Linked DNA regions of Homo sapiens: region 2 is linked to region 1. A link is an interaction called in ENCODE POLR2A ChIA-PET data of the cell type or tissue named here. Cell type or tissue: GM12878. All regions are shown on one strand. Links, peaks and the distances in the headings refer to the core of each region. The heading gives the core; the rest is flanking DNA.

Region 1 (2,925 bases), core at 336-2,835:
ATTACCATATGATTCAGCAATTCTCAAAAAGATATTTGTACACCCATGTTCATAACAGCATTATTCACAATAGCCAAAAGGTGGAAGCAACCCTAACGTCCTTGAATGGATAAGAAAATGTGGTATGTATCTACAGTTAGATATTATTCAGCCTTAAAAAGGAAGGAGCGGCCAGGCGCGGTGGCTCACACTTGTAATCCCAGCCCTTTGGGAGGCTGAGACAGGCAGATCACAAGGTCACAGGTTCAAGACCAGCCTGGCCAACATGGTGAAACCCCGTCTCTACTAAAAATACAAAACAGAAAAATTAGCTGGGCTTGATGGCACGCACCTGTAATCCCAGCTACTCAGGAGGCTCGGGCAGGAGAATCACTTGAACCCGGGAGGCAGAGGTTGCAGTGAGCTGAGATTGCGCCACTGCACCCCAGCCTGGGCAACAGAGCAAGACTCCATCTCAAAAAATATTAATAATAATAAAGGAAGGAGCCTGGCATGGTGACTCATACCTGTAATCCCAGCTACTCCGGAGGCAGAGGTGGGAGGATCATTAGAGCTCAGGAGATTGAGGCTGCAGCGAGCTCTGCACACAGGAAATTCTGACACATGTCTCACAACATAGATAAAGCTTGAGAACACTGTGCTGAGTGAAATAAGCCAGTCCCGAAAAGGCAAATACTGTATGATTCCACTTACAGTGTGAATACATTATGATTCCCATACTGTATGAGTCTGCTGATGACAAACTATTGTTTTTTTGATAATCTGGAAGTGTCTCTATTTCTTGTGGCATTTTAAATAACAGCTGTATTGTTTTTAAATTATTATTTGTTTATTTTTTTGAGACAGGGTCTTGCTCTGTTGCCCAGGTTAGAGTGCAGTGGTGCAATCACAGCTCACTGCAGCCTCGACTTCCTGGTTGAGCAGTCCTCCCACCTCAGCTTCCCAAGTAGCTGGGACAACAGGCATGCACCATCATTCCTGGCTAATCTTTTGTATTTTTTGTAGAGATGGGGTTTCACCATATTGCCCAGGCTGGTCTCCAACTCCTGGGCTCAAGCGATCCCCCCGCCTCAGCCTTCCAAAGGGCTGGGATTACAGGCATGAGCTACTGTGTCTGGCCTGAATGACAGGTCTATTGAAATACATTACACATATAAAATTCACCCATTAAACTGTACAATCCAATGGCTTTGAGTATATTCACAGTTATGCAACCATCACCGCAATCAATGTTGGAACATTTTCATCAGCCCACAGAGAAATTTGCATACCCCTTGCCATCATCCCCAAATCCTCTCATCTTTCCCAACCCTAGGCAATCAGTAGTCTACACTGTATCCATGGATATGTCTATTCTTATACATTTCATATAAATGGAATCATACACTAGTTCATCTTTTGTGGCTGGATTCTTTCACTTAACATAATGGTTTCAAGGCTCGTCATTACTGTAGCATTTATCAGTACTATATTTTTTTGTGTGGCCAAATAACATTTTGTTGAATGGATATACACATTTTATTTATCCATTCATCACTTGATGGACATTTGAGTGGTTTCTGAATTTGGCTATTGTGAATAATGCTCCTGTGAACAATTTGTGTACAAGTATTTATTTTGAGTACCCATTTTTCACTCTTTCGCATATATAGCTAGGAGTGAAATTGCTGGGTTACATGGTGATATGGTTTGCCTGTGTCCCCATTGAAATCTCATCTTGAACTGTGGCTCCCATAATCCCCATGTGTCATGGGAGGGACCTCGTGGGAGGTAATTGAATCATGGGTTTTTCCCATGCTGTTCTTGTGAGAGTGAATAAGTCTCACGAGAGCTGATGGTTTTATAAAAGGCAGTTCCCCTGCACACACTTTCTTGCCTGCCACCATATAAGATGTGCCTTTGCCCCTCCTTTGCCTTCTGCCATGATTGTGAGGCCTCCCCAGCCATGTGGAACTGAGTCCATTAAACCTCTTTTTCTTTATAAATTACCCACTCTCAGGTGTTTCTTCATAGCAGTATGAAAATGGACTAGAACACGTGGTGACTATGTTTCGTTTTTTGAGGTACTGCTTGACTGTTTTCCAAAGTGGCTGTGCCATTTTAGAGTCCTACCAGCAGTGTATGAGGGTTCTGATTTCCCCACATTGTTGCCAACACTTATCTGTTGCTTTTATTATAGCTACTTTTTAAAAATAACAGCTTTATTGAGATATAATTCATATACCATGAAATTCACCTTTAAAAACCTAGTGTACAATTCACTGCCCTTGATTTGTGAAAGATATTTTTTCTGGGAAAAGAATTCTGGGTTAATTTCTATCAGCACATCGAAGATATCATTCCACTGTCTTTTGATTTTCATTTTTGCTAAAGAGAAATCAATTTTTTGTCCATATGGTACACTGATATATTTGGGTGTGGATTTCTTTTTATCTCTGCTTGGAATTTTTTGGCTTTCTCAAATCTGAAGGTTAGTGTCTTTAATTAGTCCTGGAAAAGTCCCAGCTGTTATCTTTTCAAATATTAATTCTTCCCTATTTTCTCTTCTTTCTGGAACTCTGGCTAGATTTATGTTAGACTTTCTACTCTGTCTTCCATGTCTCCTAACTTCTCATATTTTCCATCTGTTTTCTCTATCTCTCTGTGTGTGCATCTATTAAGTCAAAAACTATGAAGGGTCTGAGATTTTACCCTACATTTATAGCTATATTTATCTTTAGCCACTTTTCTGAAGTTCTAATTATCTATTGTTATGACTGATTTTCTTTGGGTTGTATTGGTATATTATCAAGTTGTCTACATATAATGATAATCTCATCTCTTCTAGTATTTCCTTTTTCGAATATTTTTGCATTGGCAAGAGCATCCAATATGGGAGTGAAAATGAGAGAACAATATTGTTTTTGCTGTTGTTTTTAATGGATT
Region 2 (2,925 bases), core at 95-2,594, 52 kb before region 1:
AGTATAAATACTATGTAAATAGTTGTTATATTGTATTATTTAGGGAACAAGGACAAGAAAAAAAAGTCTGCACATGTTCACTACAGAAAATAAAAACATTTCTTTTGATTCAAGGTTGGTTGAGTCCACAGATGCAGAACCCATGGATATGGAGGGCTGACTGTTAAGTTCAAACATAGAGAAATCCCATAAGCACAGTATAAGAAACGCTATAACTTTTACTCTGGCCCCATTTTTTTTCTCTCTTTCTTTCTAAGTGCTGGAGTTTATCAATTTTATTAATATTTTCAAAGAATGAAATTTTGTGGGCTTTTTGAAACAGGGTCTCATTCTGTCACCCAGGCTGGAGTGCAGTGGCACAATCATGGGTTAACTGTAGCCTCTACCTCCCAGGGTCACCTCCCACCTCAGCCTCCCGAGTAGCCAGGACTACAGGCATGCACCACCATGCCCACCTAATTTTTGTATTTTTTTGTAGAGACAGTTTCACCATGTTGCCCAGGCTTGTCTTGGACTCTTGATCTCAAGCAATCTGCCTGCCTCGGCCTCCCAAAGTGCTGGGATTACAGGCATGAGCCACCATGCCTCGCCTAACATATCTTTAAATTTCCTTTGTGATTTATTCTTTGACCCATGAGTTACTTAGTAGTATGTTGTTTAATTTCCAATTACTGGGGGATTTTCTAGATTTGTTTTTGTTATTCTATCTAATATAATTCCATTGTGGTCAGAGAACATCATCTATAAGATATCAGCCTCTTAGTATTTATTGACCTACTTATAGTCCAGCATATGGTCTATCATGGGGAATTTTTTATGTGTCCTTGAAAAAAAAAAGTGTATTCTGTAGTTATTTGGCACAGTGTTTTATAAATGTCAGTTAGGCAAGGTTGGTTAATTGTGTCATTCAATAAAATCACATACTTAGTGATTTTTGTTTTCTTGGTCTATCAGTGACTGACAGAGAGATATTAAAATCTCTAATCATAACTGTGGATTTGCCTAGTTATTGCTTTAGTTCTATTAGCTTTTCCTTCATGTATTTTGAAGCCCCATTACTGTTATGGACTGAATTGTGTCCTCCCCCAAAATTTGTATGTGTAAGTCTTAACTCTGAGTACCTCAGAACATGACTGTAATTGGAGCTAGGGTCTTTACAGAGATAATTAAGTTAAAATGAGGTCATTAGGGTAGGCCCTAATCCAATATGACTGGTGTTCTTATAAGAAGAGGAAATTCTGACACAGACACAGAAAGAGGGAAGATAATATGTAGACAAAGGGAGAAGATGGCCCTCAGAAGGAATCAACCCTGTCGACACCAATGTCTTGGATGTTTAACCTCCAGAACTGTGAGAAAATAAATTTTGGTTATTGACACCATCAGTCTGTGGTGGCTTTCTATGGCAACCCTAGCAAACTAATAGTTACTAAGTGCACACATTTAGGATTGTTAAGTATTCTTGATGAATTGATTCTTCTATAAAGTTTTTCTTCTTGTATCTACTAGTACTCCTTATCTTGATGCCTACTTTGTTTGATATGAATACAACCACATCAGCTTTCTTGTTTGTTCTTATTCTTGTTTATATTTCACCTTCTTATCTGTATTAAATATATATTTCTCTATCCTTTTATTTTCACTTTTTTGGTCTCTATATATTCAAAGTGTGTCTCTTAAGACAGCATAGCCAGGTGTGGTGGCGCATGCCTGTAATCCCAGCACTTTGGGAGGCCAAGACAGGCAGATTGCTTGAGTCCAGGAGTTTGAGACCAGTCTGAGTGACATGGTAAAACCCCACCTCTACAAAAAAATAAAAAAATTAGCCAGACGTGGTGGTACGTGCTTGTCATCCCAGCTACTTGGGAGGCTGAGGCAGGAGGATCACTTGAGTCCAGGAAGCAGAGGTTGCAGTGAGCTGTGATCATGCCACTGCATTCCAGCCTGGGCCACAGAATGTGACCCTGTCACAAAAAAAAAAAAAAAAAAAAAAAAAATCCCCGAAGCCAAAACAAAACAAAATAAAATCCAGCATAGATTCGGGTCGTTTTTTATTCTGTTTAATAATCTTTGCCTTTTCATTGAAGTGTTTAGTCCATTTATATTTAATGTAATGATTGCAATGATTGTGTTTAAATCTACTATATTGCTATTTGTTTTCTATTTGTGCCACCTATTTTTCATTCTGTTCTCTTTGCCTGCCTTCAATTAATCAAATATTTTTATTAGTCCATTTTATTTCTTCTATTGGTTTCTAGCTCTACCTCTTTATATAGTATTTTCAGTTTAGCTCTAGGTGATTACAGTATGCATTTTTATTTATTTATTTATTTATTTATTTATTTATTTACTTATTTGAGACAGAGTCTCGCTCTGTCACCAGGCTAGAGTGCAGTGATGCAATCTCTGCTCACTGCAACCTCCATGTCCTGGGTTCAAGTGATTCTCCCGCCTCAGCCTCCCAAGTAGCTGGGACTACAGGTGCACACCACCACGTCCAGCTAATTTTTTGTATTTTTAGTAGAGACGGGGTTTCACCATGTTGGCCAGGATGGTCTTGATCTCTTGACCTCGTGATCTGCCCGCCTCGGCCTCCCAAAGTGCTGGGATTACAGGCATAAGCCACTGTGCCCGGCCTACATTCTTAATTTATTACATTTTGCTTAGAATTAATTTATCCATAAAATGTATAACCTAAAGAGAGAATAATTTCATTTACCCTACCTGTCCTTCTGCTATTATTGTCATATATTTTACTTTTACATGTTTTATTTTTATTTATTTTTGAGATAGAGTCTCATTTTATTGCCCAGGCTGGTGTGCAATGGTACAATCACGGCTCACTGCAGCCTCAACTTCCCAGGCTCAGGTGATTCTCCCACCTCAGCCTCCTAGGTAGCTGAGACTACAGGTACACATCACCAT

The links. Peaks named below come from ENCODE experiments on the same cell type or tissue, not always from the same donor. Only the 100,000 strongest peaks of a DNase experiment are listed, where the experiment ranks them.
Region 2: POLR2A ChIA-PET joins it to region 1 with 9 read pairs; 4 of 35 experiments call an interaction of 5 or more read pairs at or near these places.

Annotation. Positions count from the first base shown.
Region 1 is chr15:90,738,945-90,741,869 of GRCh38, forward strand. The region is part of intron 1 of BLM (BLM RecQ like helicase); the gene reads left to right. Among named protein-coding and RNA genes, the nearest start is that of BLM, 23 kb to the left of the region's middle. In GM12878, for the core only: no CTCF peak of the experiment used is centred there; a DNase peak (open chromatin) is centred at 1,769.
Region 2 is chr15:90,687,437-90,690,361 of GRCh38, forward strand. The region is part of intron 2 of CRTC3-AS1 (CRTC3 antisense RNA 1); the gene reads right to left. Among named protein-coding and RNA genes, the nearest start is that of CRTC3-AS1, 28 kb to the right of the region's middle. In GM12878, for the core only: no CTCF peak of the experiment used is centred there; no DNase peak of the experiment used is centred there; H3K27ac peaks cover 1,704 bases.